2 separate regions of the Mus musculus genome follow, and region 2 is linked to region 1. The links are chromatin loops, found by intact Hi-C in ENCODE. Cell type or tissue: heart. All regions are shown on one strand. Each heading gives the region's core, and the rest is flanking DNA. Links, peaks and the distances in the headings are about the cores only.

Region 1 (8,341 bases), core at 283-8,282:
AGCTCCTTGGTATTTTTAAAACAGCAAGCCATTAGCTCTTGAATATCTAATCTGTAGCATTTCAGAAAGTACAACCAGATGGGGTGGAAAGGTCATCCCATTTCAGGTATAATCATATGAACTCTCCTTAATGTTTTGAAGGAAATTTGGGCAATTCTGTAGGTACTATAACATACATATCTGAGCTCTTAGGTTTTTAGGTCTCTTTGAAAATGTGAGCCCAAAACCATTATCACACTCAAATAGGACGTTGTTTCCCCACATGAATAAAATATCCAGTTAGGGTTTAAGGTTTTTATTTCCTCTGCCAACCCTGCCCCGTCCTTAAAATTTGCCTGAGTCAGGATTGCTTGTATAGTTCACATGTGCATAGATAGGTCTGGTCTATCGGTATGGTGTTTTGAATGAGAAAGCCCCTCCCCCCTCTTTGTTCCATATATATTTGAACTTAGTTCCCAGCTGCAGCTGTTTGGGAAGGTCTAGAAGGTGTGCCACCCAGTGTGTATGGGCTTTGGTGTCTCCCAGTACGTCAAATCAAATGCTTTCCTTTATGAATCGCCTTGGCCATGGTGTTTTATCACAGTGACCGAAAAGTCACTAAAACTGGAGGCTTTGCCTCTTTTGTCCCTCATGTGTTATTTTTAAAGAAACTGCATCCTGTATCCTTAAGAGATGTGTTCCAGTCCCAGGTGGAGCCACGTCTCACTGGAGAAGCCTCACACAGCTGCGTATCATTTCTATTCTTAACCAGAAGACAGAGGTAAGAAAAACACACTCGTAAGAATGTCATATGAGGTGTGAATTTGGAAGAACTGCTAGTTTTGAACCAAGTCCAGGACAATGTGTTCCTAGGGATCTCATCAGGCCTGCAACTTTGTGCTCTATGCTAAGAAATTCATACCTGAACCACAGCAGTGTGAACATGACTCAGCACATGATATTTACATATCACACCCACATTGAAAAGTCTCAGGAAAAAGCTTTAGCTGCTACTAACCAGTAACATGCTTGTACACATGTGTAAGACATTTCACATGTCCTGGACAGAAGCCTCTACATGAAATTCCTCAGTCGAAATTGAACACCTAAATTATTCTGCTAACTAATTTTCCCAAGTTCCTTGTGCTTGGGAGAGCACTGTCTGGTATTTCCTTTGCTTCATGTCCCATTGCCATTTTGCCTTACCTCCTTTGTCCTTTGCTATGGTAGTGGAGGGATATGGCAGTGTGGGATTAGGATTGAGCCGAATAAGCTTCACAATTAGAGATGGAAGGAGAGTATCCTCAAGTGTCTCCTGCCAAGACCACAGCTCTGAAGAGGAAGCATAGTTAAATCACAAACAGCATCTTCAGGAAAGAGTGAGCGCTGCTGTGAGATGCAGCTGGGTTTGCGTTTCCTCAGGAGTGCTGTTTAGATGTCTGCAGGTCTTCGTGGGGGGGGTCTATCTGGCCAGGAAGGGGAGGTGTCCGTTCCAGTAAAGATGGCTGCCATCCAATCGGTGTCTCATCTCAATATATCTTAGCGGGAAGTGTTCCTTCCTGTTCACCATTCCTCAGAGCCAACCAAAGCGCAAGCTGCTTTTCAGGAGAGTCATATTCCAGAGTCGAGGAGGATGAACTCCACAAGAGCCAAAGTTGTTACAGAGTGGGCTTTGTACAGAAAAACAACAATCATGTCAGATGACATCTAAGTATTCTTCCTGTGTTAGTCAGGATCTCTAGAGAGAGTGAACTTACATATATATATATATATATATATATATATATATACACATTCTATAATAATTTTATGTATATAGTATAATATATGTATGGGGAGAGAGCAAAATGTCAAAATTTGAAAGCTCCTTTTCTGCATTTATATACCTTTCCTTTCTATACCAGAAAGTATGTCCCTGATTAAACTTACATCTTCCCATCTCAAAAAGTCTAGATAAAAAGTGGGTCTTCCCACTTGGAAAGATTTAATTAAGAAAAAACTCTGTCATAGATGTAGCTAAACACTTGCACTTTTAGTTAATTCCAGATATAGACAACCAAGAGTAGCCATCACAAATTCACCCCCTGTCAGCTCGACACACAATCACATCTTTGTGTCATGCTTAATTTCCAAATGAAAAGATAATCATGTCATAATGACACGATGTGACTATCCCTCATACAAATGTGTTATAAATGTTGGACTATGTGACAATGTCCCTTCAGGAACATTCTTTAGGTATCTCAAAAGTTAAATGTGATAGCTACTCAACAGTTATATAACACGATAAATCAAAGAAAGAAAATATAAACATCTGTACAAACACATTCTTAACAAAATATGACAGAAACACTCATGTCAATTATAATCTTTGTTTGTGCAGCTAGTCACGTGGCAGATGAGGCCAGTTATCTATGACAACAAGGCCGTGCTCTGGAGCAGTTCACTTGGTAGAAACGGCATAAGCTGCTGGCATGACACTCTGTGGTATGGGAAGGTTTTATTGTGAATGTGTGGGAGAGAAAAACCACAAGCATCTGAAGAGCCCAGAACAGAGACAGCAAGAAGCAGACTAAACACAGTCAGTGGTCAGCAGACTTGACATGGCCAGCGCTATCTGTGAGAGCGGAGAACGGCAGGAGATAGGGGACAGAGAGAGCATAGAGAGTGGCAAGGGTTATGAGGAGGGGGAAGAGCTGAGAGGAGGGAACGGCCAGGAGCTGGATGGTGTTTAGGCTAGAGAAGAGGTAAGAAGGAGTAGGATGCTAGCGTAGACTTTGCAATGCAGATGCCACAGGCATGTTCCTTTTGCTGAAGGGACTTCTGCTCTTTCTGGCATGTACATTCTTTAACTGGCATTAAAACCCACTTCTTCGGGATTCTAGAGTATACTGAAGACCAGCTGAGACATCCAGCCTGGTAGACTGAACAACTGAACAACTATTGTGTCTGTCTGTCTGTCTGTCTGTCTAATCTATCTATCTATCTATCTATCTATCTATCATCCATCCATCCATCCATCATCCATCCATCTGTGTATGTATACTTTTGGTAGGTCTATCTGTCTGTCTATCTATCTATCTATCTATCTATCTATCTATCTATCTATCTATCTATCTATCAATCATCCATCCATTCATCTGTGTATGTATACTTTTGGTAGATCTATCTATCTATCTATCTATCTGTCTGTCTATCTATCTATCTATCTATATATCTATCTATCTATCATCCATCCATCCACCCATCTGTGTATGTATACTTTTGGTAGGTCTATCTATCTATCTATCATCTATCTATCTATGTATACTTTTGGTAGGTGGAAATTAGCTTCACAAGTCCCTGAGAAATACTGGCTTTTATCTAACTACTAGAAGTCTGCCTATGGTCCAGATTAATCTCATTTCTGGATATGTGGCTTGCCTTTTGGAGTTTAGAGACTGGAATGTCCTTTGGACATGCCATTACAGCCTTTGTTGATGTTAAGTGGCAACAATAACCTTGAATTGCTTCAGTGACAGGGGTGGTCTCCCTGGATTTGTTTTTCCAGCATTTGTAACCATCTCTTCTACCTTCTGGCATGGGATAGCACAGTAGTGAGGAGGTGGCCGCAGCACACATGCATTTTGTCTCTCCCCTACACAACCACAAGCTGACTTCATCTCTGTTCACTAGAAGTTCGCCTCGGGTATTCAGAAAAGTGGCACAGATTCTGAGGCTCACCTTTCCTTCTGGCTTTCTGGCTTGTGGCATGGACTCTGTGTCTTTAACTCTATTTCCAGACACTCTGATTCTATGAAAGTCAACATGTTTTAGTAGCTACTGTAATTATCATGTCCGTGTGCACTCAGCATTTCCAAACACGGCTGGACACATCACTCCCTACATGACTACGATGACTCTTGTGTTTTGTAAAGAAAGTGGCTGTTTATATGTGTAAAGGTACTTGTTCAGGGTCATCTGTCTAGGAAGTAGCTTGACATGTAAATTTAGGATTTCTGACTCTGGCTACTTTCTGACTCTTAGGATTTGTGAATGGTCCCACAGTCCACAGTCAGGATCTTGCTGCTGAGAAAGTGGCCATTAAACTTAGAGAGACAATCCTCTCCTTTAGGGGAAGTGATGCAAGCAGGGTTTCTGTGAAGGATGACTTTAAATGGACCTACGCAAGCCCGGTCAGGTGCTGCACGCCTCGCACATTCCACAGAGTCCGATTACACAACCTGCTTTGACTTTCTCCTCTGAGTAATTTCAACCATTTGTGCTCACATGTCCTACTGAGGGGTTATGTGCGAGCCTGGATGTTTAGTTTCATGATAGACCGGGATTCCTTCCTGTGTGGAAACAGGCAGGCCAGGCCAGGCTAACCCCATACAAGGCCTTGGGCTGCTGGCACTTCTATTGTGTTGATATTCTATTTACAGGGATCCCAGGCCTTACATAACTTGTATTTGCCAATGGTGATGACGGCTTTCCTTATATAGCTCGTGACCCAGCCCCATAGTGAGCAATGCCACATGCATTTTCTCCCTTAATCCAAAAACCTTGAATATGCTCCCTGATGTAATCCCATAGATTTTGTTTTGGTGTCTGACCCGAAGAACCAAATAGGTGGAAATGACTCTGACTTTTCTGTTTGTCTTAGCACATCCAAGTATGGATCACCACCTATCTGGTCCATGGCCCCCAGGAAACAAGCGTCACCTTGTCCCAAATCCCAGACACACAATCAACAGCAGATGAAGCACATGCAAATCTACAAATTAACAAACACAAAACTTCACGGAAACTTCAGTCTTATGGGCTCTGTTTCATCGGAACATTTATGCTTTAATTCCTAAGTTAAAAATACAGAGGCCAAATGTTATTTTAAAGAAATTTAGAAAACTGTAGTTTTGATGCAAACACGTTTTATTCTCTCCAGCATTCATAGTGGCCTGTCAGTAATTCAACTCAGGAACAAAGAGACACCGGAGCTTTCACTGACTAAAGCATCTCATTCAAATCTCACGCATTCGCATCTGAAATGTAAAATCACACAAACAAACAAACAAAAACTAAAAAACAAAAAACCACACCGCTCTTTGTGAACAGTGTTTGTTTTTAACACAGGCAAAAGAGAGTTTACATTTTTGTAATTTTGTATGTAAATATATATCTATAACTAGAAGGGAAATGGGGCTGAGAGCTCTTGAGGCTGCTACAATGGTCGCTCTTGCTTGATCTTACATGTATGCCTCCACACATCCCTCCATAGAAAGTGCCTGGAAGGGTTTCCCTTTGCAAACCGAGTTCTGTGTATTTCTTGCCTTCTTGAAGCAATGAGGTTGAAGATAAGTCCCAGAGTGGATGAAACTGGACTGTTGTGAAAATGTTCCATGTCGTAGAAAACGACTCTTAAAAATGTTCTTCAGTAGACTCAAGATGAAGAGAACAGGCCTGTGAAAAACCAGCAGCTGCCTTGGTTCTGACAGGGCTCCTTCTCTTGGTCCCCCTTGAGCTTGTGATTCTTTCCATTAGGGTTCCACTTGTGTCTTTGGTATGATACAGACATGGAAGAAAAGGGACAAGGCATTCCCATTTGGGTGTCTCTAAAGCCTTCCTAACACAGTTGGTCCACTTTGCCAGCTTGTGCCTCTCTGCTGTTAAAGGAGGTGTGTGCCCTGTGCTTGATAGATCCTGCTGAGCTCAGGACCTTGTGAACTATTACAAGTTGGAGTTTTACTTGAAAAATAATGCCCGGATTAACTCAAGGAACTTTCGAGAAACCACTTAGTTCCCTCAAGTCAGCCATTCAGATTTATACGGTGTGTTTGAGAGTTCCCTGCTAATGAGCGCTTAGCAGTATTGATCTGTGAAACTCCCAACCTTACCTTGACTAAATCCCAGAGACAAGAGCGTCAGGCTAAATTTGGCAACTGCTTAGACAGCTGTAGAAAAGGAGCTTGATCTCTACAGAAAAACCGTCTGCTGGACTTTGAGCTTTGAAGCCGGAACCCTGAGGGGGGAGGGGGATATGTTACTGCCTTACAGGCCTGTGGGCATTACCTCATATGTGTAAAACTATCCAGCCGTGCTCCACTGTACCCTGTGAAGACACGCTCGCTCGGGGAATGTTAAGCTTGGGAAGACCTGGATTTGTGACTAGAAGAGCAGTGAAGTCAGAGACCGGTGGGGACACTGAGGAGGGAGGGAGGTGGCACATGACACCATTCATGTTTCTAAAAAGGTCCCATGACTTTAAAATGTTTCACAAAGTACATATTTTAGAAGAAGCGTATTCCGAGGGCACCTGTTAAACCTACGAGCTCCCTGGGTGTGATGGATCATGACGATAACCCAGCACCCAAGTGACTACAACACAAAAGATACCAGTGGCTGTGACATTTACTCTCCCCTGATATGGAACCAATGACAGACAAAGGAAAGACAACAGGAAAGTTCAACTGGTGAACTAATGAGTCATGGTTCCTTATGCAGTATGGCTAAGAGCTTACTTATGGGGCAGAAATGACTCAAAACAGTGGCATCACCAAAGCCTACCCCAGCATGGGTGACGACGGGCTCACAAAAGCTGGAGACCTGAAGCTCACTGCACAGTTCCACAGGCTGCAGAATCAATCTCTCTCTCTTTCTCTCTCTCTCTCTCTCTCTCTCTCTCTCTCTCTCTCTCTCTCTCTCTCTGCATCTAGGCTACCCTTTCTAAGCAGCTCCACTTGTCTGAAGGTGCCTCCCAGAAACCTTTACTGTATAAGCTTGGGGAGGGAGGAGCTTAGTGAACCCAGGTCAGTTTCAGGGACTTCCTGGAGCCATTGAGTTGTTTACTTCCTCACTTTAATCCTTGCAGGATTGTTCTTAAGGGGCCTCCCTCTAAGATGGAAGATTTTATCTGGGGGGAACCTGTTATGTAACTGTCACATGGCAGTCAGTTTGCATACAGAAGCAGGACCACAGTCTTCAAGCTTTAGAGAGTCACATCATACAAAGGAGTGTTTCTACAACACTTCAACACTTCTCAGTACCTGATAGCCTGTGACTGTCTGTCCCAAAGCCCTGTGATTGTTTCTTTTCCTTCTTCAGTAATTTTACACCTGCATAGTTGGTGTGGAATGGATGGTAGGTGTTAAAGTGTGGAACAGGTTGACTCAGACATGGATATGTGTTTCTGAAACCACCAAGGCCATCAGAATCGCACCCAGCAGCTGCCAGTGTTTATGTGTGCCCACAGCACTTCCAGCATACCTACCCTACCACATACCAGTGTACCTATCCCTGTCCTTTGGTATCTGGCCCACTTTTTGCCACTGGTTAATTTGCACTTTCTAGCACTGAATGTCAGTGGACCCAGTGGACCAGTGGATACTTTGTGTTCCTTCCCACCATATAGTTAGAGAGACATTGTGTGTGTGTGTGTAGGGGGGTTGGGGGGTGTTGTTGGAAGCCTTCTACCATTGCTGAGCAGTGCTCCATCAGAGAACTCTCCTGCCATTTGTCCTGTTGCCTCTTTAAGGACACTTGGATCTGAGGCTACTACAAATAAAGCCACATTAAGTGTTCATATACAAACATCTGCTTTCCATTGCCTTGGTTAAATGTGTTGAAGAAAACTGATTGAATTATATGATGGGCTGTGTTTATATTCTCTAAAGCTTCCAGATTGTTTTCTATAGGGGCTGGGGAAAAGGCACACACAGAAAAAGGGTCTTCTGTAATCAAGAGGACCTTGTACCCAAGTGAACACACTGGAGAGATGGCTCAGTAATACTGGAGAGTATACTACTATTGCAGAAATCCAAAACCCAAGTCCAGTGGGTCACACCTACCTGTAACTTCATATCCAAGGTTTCTGACACACTCTTTTAGCCTCTGTGGGCATCTGTACTTATGTACAGTAACCCACACATAGACACATAATTTAAAATAAAACAGATTTAAAGCAAACAATCAAATGTGTGTACTGTGCTGTAATCCCAGACTCAGGCAGCGAAGACAGGAGGCCTCCTGGAGTCTACTTGCCACATAGTTTAACCAAAGTACTGAGCTCAATGAAAAGACCCCCATCTCAAGAAAGAAAACTAGAAAACAATTAAAGAAGGCACCTGAGACAGTCTTCTGGTCTCCACATACTCATGACCACACATGTGTGAGCACCAGCACAAATGAACACACACAAACATAGACACATATACACATATGCATAAGCACACACTAACAAACTCATACACAAATTCACACATGTAAACACATACACACACATACACATAGAAGCACATATGTACATACTCACATACATAGTCACACACGTTCACATTCACACACTTACATACATTTATATATATACACACAAACACATACACACATA
Region 2 (8,341 bases), core at 111-8,110, 160 kb before region 1:
AAGATGGAGTCTACATTCTTAGAAACAAAGAAAGATGAGGTAAAACTCCTCAGCTATAAGCTACTTGGTAATTTAGATTTTTTTCCCCTCATTTCCTCATGTCTCTGATGCTCTGGGCCAGACCATCATTTAAAAAAATGAAAAGGTAAAAGAGTTGGCAAGCACATTCAACAATCCATATGTAAATTGTTCATAATTTGATTATTTTTACTGGTTCTATTAATCAGAAGGGTAATTAAATGCAAATGTAAGCATTTTAAGGCCTCAAAATTTATGCAGAAAAATCTGAGTAGAACTCTAAGAATATGTATGTATATGTGATATATAAATTATAATTGAAAGGCCTTTCCAAGAACATTTGCTTAATAAATAGAAACGAGAATGGAAATTTTTGCAATGCTAATTACCGTGCTACTTTTCTCTCCAAGGCTTGCAAGATGCCATGAGACATGTTACAGGTACCCAGTTGGAAGAGACACAATTTCTAATGTCTACTTCATGGGGAAAAAGGAAGATTAAAGAAACCCCATGTTATTGGGGAAGAAAAGGCTTCCAAGAACCGTGTGATTCTTAGCGAATGTCTGTGCAGCAATGAGGTGGAAACACTTCACTCAGAGGCAACAGGGAGTATTGAAGTCCAAGTCTGAGACATGAGTTGGATTTACTCCATGAATCAGTTTAAAAATAGAAGATGGAGAGGGACTGTTCCAGCCAAGACCACCTCAGCTACCCTCCCATTGAGGAAGATAGTGTGGTGGATGAGGTTAGCAAAGGTCTCATGTCATGTTCTGACACCAACTGGCCTCAGGTTGGCTTTGGGGATGTAGATAGGTCAGACTGGACCTCAAGGGTCCCCTTTGGCATCTATCTTCCTGTGAATATTTTGCCCTTTCAGGACTATGTAGGTGCCTGAGTGTCTGTTCCCAGCCATTTGTGTTGCTAGGCAAAGGCTGATTTCTACAGTCAGTGATTCATAAACTAAGAAAACACCAGAGGTTCAAAGCCAGCAACAAAACCTAAACTCCCTGGAAAAGAATGAATGTTGCCCAGAAGGCAAATGAAGAGTCCTGCCTGATCAAAATCTCTGTCCTATATTGTAGTCTCCTTCCCATTATTATCTGCTCACAATGAAGAACATGTAGTTGTACCCAGTGGGTTCTTTCTGATTGGCAATAAGAGCCACGAAAAAAAAATTACCAAGGCATGGTGACACTGGCCTTTAGCCACAGTGCTGTTTGTCCCTCAACTTCTGGGTAGGTCTCCAGTGGGAAAGGACGTCAGCTGCACATATTGGGAAACACTGTGGAAAACAACTGTGTTCTTTCCTAGAGTCTGCAGTGTAAGTCAGGTGCCACTCAAGAATATGGTCCTGGGTCTAGGAGTGAACAAGCAGTGTGCAAGCTGTGGGGGTGCATCTGCGTAGCTTATAAATAGTTATAAGCTTATAGCCAGATCAGTGAATCCAACTGTGACCACCACTTGCTTTCAGCAGTAGTAGAGAGATCAACTCCTTTTAAAATGGAAAAGACAAAGGCAGGAAGAGGGACTCTCTGGGCACATGACTTAATTGGTATAGCTATATGGGATTACCTGCCTAACCTAGTGGAATTTTGGGAACATTTGGTTTGCCTATGTCCTGCTGGAGCAGATCGCCAGGCATGCATTTGGTTCTGCGGGGCTCTGATTGGCGGCCTGCAGAAGCCACGCTTGGGGGTGGGGCTGTGGAAGAAACCTGGTCTCTTGCTTTTATCTCTGCCTCCTTGTGCACCGTGCATCCGGTGAGACCCCAGAACACTGTTCTGAGTGACTTTTTTGGGTAATGTGTGTCTGGCTTCCCCATGATCTTTTTAGCGACTAGATTCCTTGTCAGGGTGTCCTCATCCCCTCATGTACATGGGATGCTATGAATTCTCACAAGGGCAGTGGGATCCAGAGCAATCATTCCTTCCCTAAGCGTGACATTCCATTTTTGAATACTCTGTCTTCAAGAACGTGGGGCCGTAACCCAGTGGAGCCGTAACCCCACATGGAGGCTCTAGATTAAGCAAAACACATCATAAACGGGTTAAGCAGTGTCCTTCCTCAGATGGTCATGGTGCATCGGTTGCTTTTCCAGTCACACGTTCCCCGTGCTCTTGCTGGAGGTGGATTCGACTGTTCTCCAGGCCTTGGATCCATTGCTCCCTCACTGGAGTCCCATCTGAAGGATTCCCCCTTCTGTGGTGCCTGGATCTAACCTTGAGTTCTGCATCTCTGTTCATGAATTTTCCCGACAGCATTAGGGCCACTCCATGCTCTGTCCTCAGTACGTTCTTGATATCTGTTCATTGCTTTGTGGACAGGCTATGGAGATGTCAGTGAAGCTAAAGTCTGAGGAGCTGATGGACATTGTTTGAATGTGCTTGTGCCTCCCACGGGGCTCACATGTTTGCATACTTGGTCTCTAGCTAGTAGCACTGTTATTGATCATAAGACCTTTAGGGTATGGAGCCTTACTGGAAAAATGAGTCACAAGGGGTGGGCCTTGAGGTTGTCCAGTTTGGCCATACTGTGTATACAGTATGATCAGCGCCATCAAGTTCCTGCTCCACGCCCTTCCTATCCATAGTGGGTACATCCCTACAGCACAAGCCTGTCTTAAGTTGGTTCTGTCTGGCATTTTGTCACAGTGATGGGTCCTTGTACAGCTTTCTTCTCTATGGGCAGCGGAGTGTGTGTGTGTGTGTGGGGGGGGGGAGAGTGTGTCGTAACTCCTAATAAAATTGCTTCATTTGTCACTGCTCCAACCATTGCCAGTCACCCATGAACTGAGACTCTGAGACTCAGCAGTGACTCTTGAGTATCAGGCCAGGACTTCCTGGCTGTTGTTCAGGAGCACACAAATTCTTTCTGTAATGCTCATTCTCGAGCCTCAAAAGTTCCAGTAACACACACTGCTGACCCCCAGGGGTTCCGCAAACACCGCTGACCCCCAGGGGTTCCGCACACACCGCTGAACCTCAGGGGTTCTGCACCCACAATTTCCCCAGCTTACCCCAACTTCTTCATAACATGAAAACCAAGATTCTCAGTGTCTCTGCAGCTAATCGTGGGCTTGTATAATGAGTGTCCCAAAGCTTGAGAAATCCAAGATATTGGTGTCCTGTGGTAAGGGGAAAAGTCCTTTTCATGGTTGCTGGGACTGTGTTTCCACATTTCTGTGTCTTTCATTGCTGACTTCTGTTTAAAGGCTCTGTGGGCAGCACTGCTGTCTGATGCTCTTTGCATGAATAGGGGTGTGAGATAAACGTCATTTGGACTGAGTTTGGTTACAGGCTCAGGGCTACTGAGTCAATGATACATGAACCAGACATCTTTAAGCAGAAGCCCATGTGAGACAAAGTTACATATTGATCAGTTGACAAATCATGTCACACAGAGACTCCTGGACTCTGATCCCCAAGGTCACTCCAGCATCAGCACCTTGGTATTCACTGGCTCATCAGAAATCATGATGTCAAAATATGATAGGGGAGACAGGAAGAATCCACATCATTTCAGGACCACATCATATCTGAGGCTCACATACCTCTTTTGATGTCAGTGTGTCATGTTCTCAGATGAAAATGAGTTTGAATGGGACAAGACCAATTCCTCCCAGTGAAGGTTAAAAGTAGAGACTCACGTGCTTGCATTCAGACAGCACTCTTGCAAGGATCTCATGTGGGGATCTGGGGTGTTCCATCTAAGACCACAGATGCACAAACACAAACATTCTTCATGTTGTTTTGTTGAGTGTTTTTCCACAGTGCCGAGAGTATCCAAGACAATCCCAGGACAGTTTGCAGCTATGGCAATTCTGTATCTGTCTAAAGCTTTGAAGGCAACAGGTGTCCCTGACAAACGTGGAACAGGTGACTCCCCAAAGCTATACTGCTTTAGAGCATATTTTGGGGCAGGGGGAAGTCCTTCTTGCTAATCAACTGGCTATTAAACTCACATCTGCTATTTCAATTCTCTATGCCATAGATCATCTGGATGTAAAATAAGCCGTTTCATAACTCAGCCCCTTATACCTTAGGAGAGGTGTGAAAAAATTAATTGTGGGAACCTCACTTCACTCACTGCCATGGCTAGCAGGGGGGATTGTGTAGAACTTCCCACCCCCCCCGACCCCACCCCCCACCAGACACCACAGTCCATTCAAGCTGATGTTCTGGTATTAGCCTGACTATCACACTGTCTCTTATGACCACATCATGACTTCATGAAGCAATCCCAGGGAAAATAAGACCAACCATGCTGGTGCATGGATTTAATTGTACTCTTACATATTATTATTATTATTATTATTATTATTATTATTATTATTATTATTTTTACCACTGATGGGACCACACAGTGTAAGATAAATGAGATTTCAAGGCTTCTTCAGCAGGGACTGTAGTTATGTACGCGTGCCTCTGGATGTTCCATACATATTAAATAGTTGCATAGGGGCTGCATTCAGATGAGGACACTCGTGCCAGGCAAATACTGACAGCACTGGTTGTTGTGGGGTGCGTCTCCTATGTCCTCTGTCTCTACCCTTCATGAATAAAGACAAGTTGGGGAGCTCATAGGTTGAGGCTTCTATTTATGAGGTGAGCAGGCACTGCTAACAGGACACTAATACCCTCTTGGCGATGTACTAGTCCTATGATGGCTTTTAATATTTGCGGTTAACATTGACTTGGCTGTTTCTTCACAGACATAGCACTTTGCCCATCAGCTTTATGAGCTACGCTCTGTGGACCTGCTTCTAGTGAAGAGCCAGCAGTGGGAAATAAATTGTCTTTTAACTCCTCGCCGTCAGATCAAGACCTACAATTTCTCCTGGAAATCATAAACAGGGCAGCCAGTATCCGTTCTCCGTCTGTGTCGGTGATGAGACATTCCCTTCATCACCTGGCCTAGTCCAGAAATATTTCTAGAAACACAACTTCTGTGAAATCCAGGTTGTCAGCACGAGGAGAGAGCTGGCAGAACACAGGGTTCCGTTGCTAAGCGATTCCTGGCAAGCAGCACGTGTGCATGATGGTGGTTGGTGGCACTATTGGGAGAGGAGAGATTTCCAAATGGCTGGAAATGCAGTTTCAGGCTGACAAGGGAAAGCCAGAGCAGGGCTTCAGCCAGAGGACCTGCCTATGCTGTTTCAGCTCTGGTCCATGTGAGCAGTCATCTGGGTTAGGAATGATGTTTTCAGACCAAGTAGTGTGCGCCTCTGTCCAGTCCTGCTTCCTACTGAAAGGGAGTGTAAGGATCTGGGTTTTCCTAGGGTTTCAGAGCACCACACAGTGGTAGGCACAGCCTGGGTCAGCGGCAGCTTGTAGGGGTTGTGAGTACAAAGAAGACAAGGTAAATAAGCTGTCATGTGCATCTTCCACCTCCAGAGAGGTCGGAGATGTCCAGGGAGCTTGTGACATTTGTGGCCAATCCCACTCACCTGAGGAGCTGAAATGAACTTTAAAACCAGGGGACCACATGTCTTTCTACCAATGAGGAGAAAGAGCCTAGGGCTTAAATAGGTAGGGCAGCATTGCAAGATAATTTATGATCCACTGGGACCACAGGCCACTTTACTCCCAGGGAATACTTTAGTATACAGACAAAATACAGACATGGCCCATGGAGCACATGAGGCCTCTAACACCAGCGGCAGCTGCCTGCATGAATCAGTCAGGCTGAATGAGAAGAGGAAGACAGAGAGGTAGGGCCACTAAAGCAGCTCGCAGTGAGTAGGGTGTTTTCTCCTCTGCCTCAGCACCCCCTCCTCTCTCCTGTGTGTGTTAGTGGACATTTCCCTTGTTTTTAATAATATACATTATATTTTTCTAGGCCAGTTGCTCTCAATGAAGTTTTTGACACATTCTTATGGTATTTTCAGCAGCTCAACCTGACAGGGAGGCCCCTGACATCAACCCCATCTCTATTTTGACCAACAAACTGCATTTTCTTAAACACCCCCGCCAGGCATTCATCTGTGGACCGCTCACACCATCTCCCACTCCCCAGGACCCTCAGCATTCAGGAAACAGGGCAGGAAGAATCAGAGATCCGTGGCATTGCTCAGGCAGAGCATTCAGAGCAACTAGGTTTTCTGAAATGGAGAGATCACATAGAGAGAGAAGAGAGACCTGACAACCCAGTGATGCTGGACAAGGATGTACGGGCCAGCATCCTCTTGGTTTCTATGGGGACTTCCTAGATTGGCAGAGAACAATGTCAGGGAGAGCTGCATTGCAAACTCAGTCCTCACAATCAACACTTAAATTGTGTTATTGGCAGATAGGAAGAAAAAAAAATCCCCAGTGTAGGATGTCTGAAGACCGCAACTGAGTGTAATGGGGGCTTTTGGTCATGTGAGCTCCCTCTTGGGAGATGTTTTAATGTCAGTGAGTTGAGCCCTGACTCTAAAACACCAGCCATAAATTCTGTCAAAGGACAAGCTGTACATCAGCTTCATTTTCTGCAGAAGGCAGAGAATCAAACCGCCTACCTCTTATCTTGCTGTAGCTATATCCCTGTGTGTGAAGGACTCAGAGCGGTAAAGGTTTCCTCTATTTCTTCCTCTACAAGATTAGGACAATAATGATAGGTGTGTCCAGAGCTGTTTTGAGAACTCAGGGGCGGTGACATAATGCAGGTCATGTCTTAGAGGTTGAGCAGAAGGCTGGTTTGAATGTTGGTAATGGTGGGCCTCCTTCTAGGGAGGCGTGGTGGGATCTGCACCGGCAGCACGCCTCATCCACACAGAATTCCTGCTTGGATACATTGTTGCCCTCCCTCTCTGAAAGTGTACTCACATGGATATTTGTATCAGCAAAGTGAGTCTAATTTTAGAAAATATAAACTCACCAAAATCAAGCTCCTAGGCTTTTTGTTCATTGTGTAAGTCCCTGGGATCTGTCTCCTGCTGCCCCCTTTGACTATATGTTACCAACTGTGCATCACTCTTTACAACTCAGGAGAGTCTTTTACAACTGGAGACTGTTTCTTTTCTCCCACATGGTTTAGTTTCCAAGGCAAAGGGCTAGACAATCAGGTGGACACTGTTTAGTCCACAAATGGAGTGTTACTATCTAGCTACTCAGACTATCAGGGATGTAAGCAGTTCCCCCAAATCCCTGGTCTAGGCACTCTGGGCACAGCTGCAAGATGAGAACCGGGCAGTGTCTGCTGATTTAAGATTCTTCAGCCAATGTTTTCAGAGCTGCCAGAGTTTAAAGGATTTCATAGTAAGCAATTAACATTGTTTTCCATCTTTTACACCAACATCATAAGCCAGAGTTGTCCTATTTTAAAATACTATTTGTTTAGAATCAAAAAACATGGAAGAATTTTTTTTAACAGAGTGGGGGATAGAGAAGACCCAAGCAGTATGAGGGGGAGGAGTGGGTGAAAGGTTGCCCGGATTCTTTTCAGAGCTATTGGCAGCCTGATGCTGCCATTTTCCTACCACAAGAACTACAACTAAAAACAGGCAGCTCCAAACATTACCACCTACAGCCACCTAAACAGACCAACGCAGACAAAACAATTCTTTGATTTAAAAAATAAATACTTAATTTTATTGTGTGTGTGTGTGTACACATGATGTCCACAGAGACATGGGAAGGGCTCTGGATGCCCAGCTGCTGAAGTGATGTTGACTAGTTGTGCATCAACTAACTTGGGTACTGACAATAGAACCCGCTCCCTCCCCAAGAATAGCAAGCACTCTTCTTGACTGCTGAACTGCTTCTCTGAGCCCCCAAACAGTGATTTTAAACCGCAGAATGAAAACCAGCCCCTAGATTTTATAACAGAGAAAAATAAATAAATAAAGATCCCAAAGGGCTGCCCACTGGAACCTGCTGCACACAACCAAGACAACACCAAAAAGGCAACCGTGGCCTTAAACATGGTAAGAGAGGGACTCAGACCAAGGAAGCGATTGCTGAGCTACACAAATTAAAAAAGAGCAAAAACTCACTTAACACTGCAGATGGGAAGTACCAGTAAATAGAAGGAAGAAACTCTGTTATCAGAAAAGTTGCTGTTAAAAACGTTTCCTCGGGGAATGGGGAGTGGGGGGAATGTAAAAACAGACTGAAAGCAAATATGATTTCAGGCACCACATAGAAGAGAGACCCACATGTCTGGAAGTGGCTAATGGAAGAGAACAAGTAAAAGCTATATTAAGTCCAAGAATATTTGATTAAATACATTCCTAAAACATTGAGATCTAGACACATAGATGAGCCCAATACTAATGAAACCAACCTGTTAGCGAGGGCCTTGATGCATATGAATTATCAAAGGAAAAAAGACTTCACACTTT

Evidence for each region. Hi-C counts contacts between places; a loop is a spot of excess contacts. Peaks named below come from ENCODE experiments on the same cell type or tissue, not always from the same donor. Only the 100,000 strongest peaks of a DNase experiment are listed, where the experiment ranks them.
Region 2: it touches region 1 in a loop (2.0-fold over the local background); 4 of 42 quality-filtered maps call a loop at or near these places.

What each region holds. Positions count from the first base shown.
Region 1 is chr8:10,649,411-10,657,751 of GRCm38, reverse strand. No RefSeq gene overlaps it. Among named protein-coding and RNA genes, the nearest start is that of Gm32330, 20 kb to the left of the region's middle. In heart, for the core only: no CTCF peak of the experiment used is centred there; a DNase peak (open chromatin) is centred at 4,301; H3K27ac peaks cover 3,460 bases.
Region 2 is chr8:10,809,185-10,817,525 of GRCm38, reverse strand. It overlaps Gm32485 (a long non-coding RNA gene), which reads left to right. Exons shown (of 3, transcript XR_378708.1): 2 at 1-39; 3 at 429-514. Among named protein-coding and RNA genes, the nearest start is that of Gm32485, 4.4 kb to the left of the region's middle. In heart, for the core only: no CTCF peak of the experiment used is centred there; no DNase peak of the experiment used is centred there.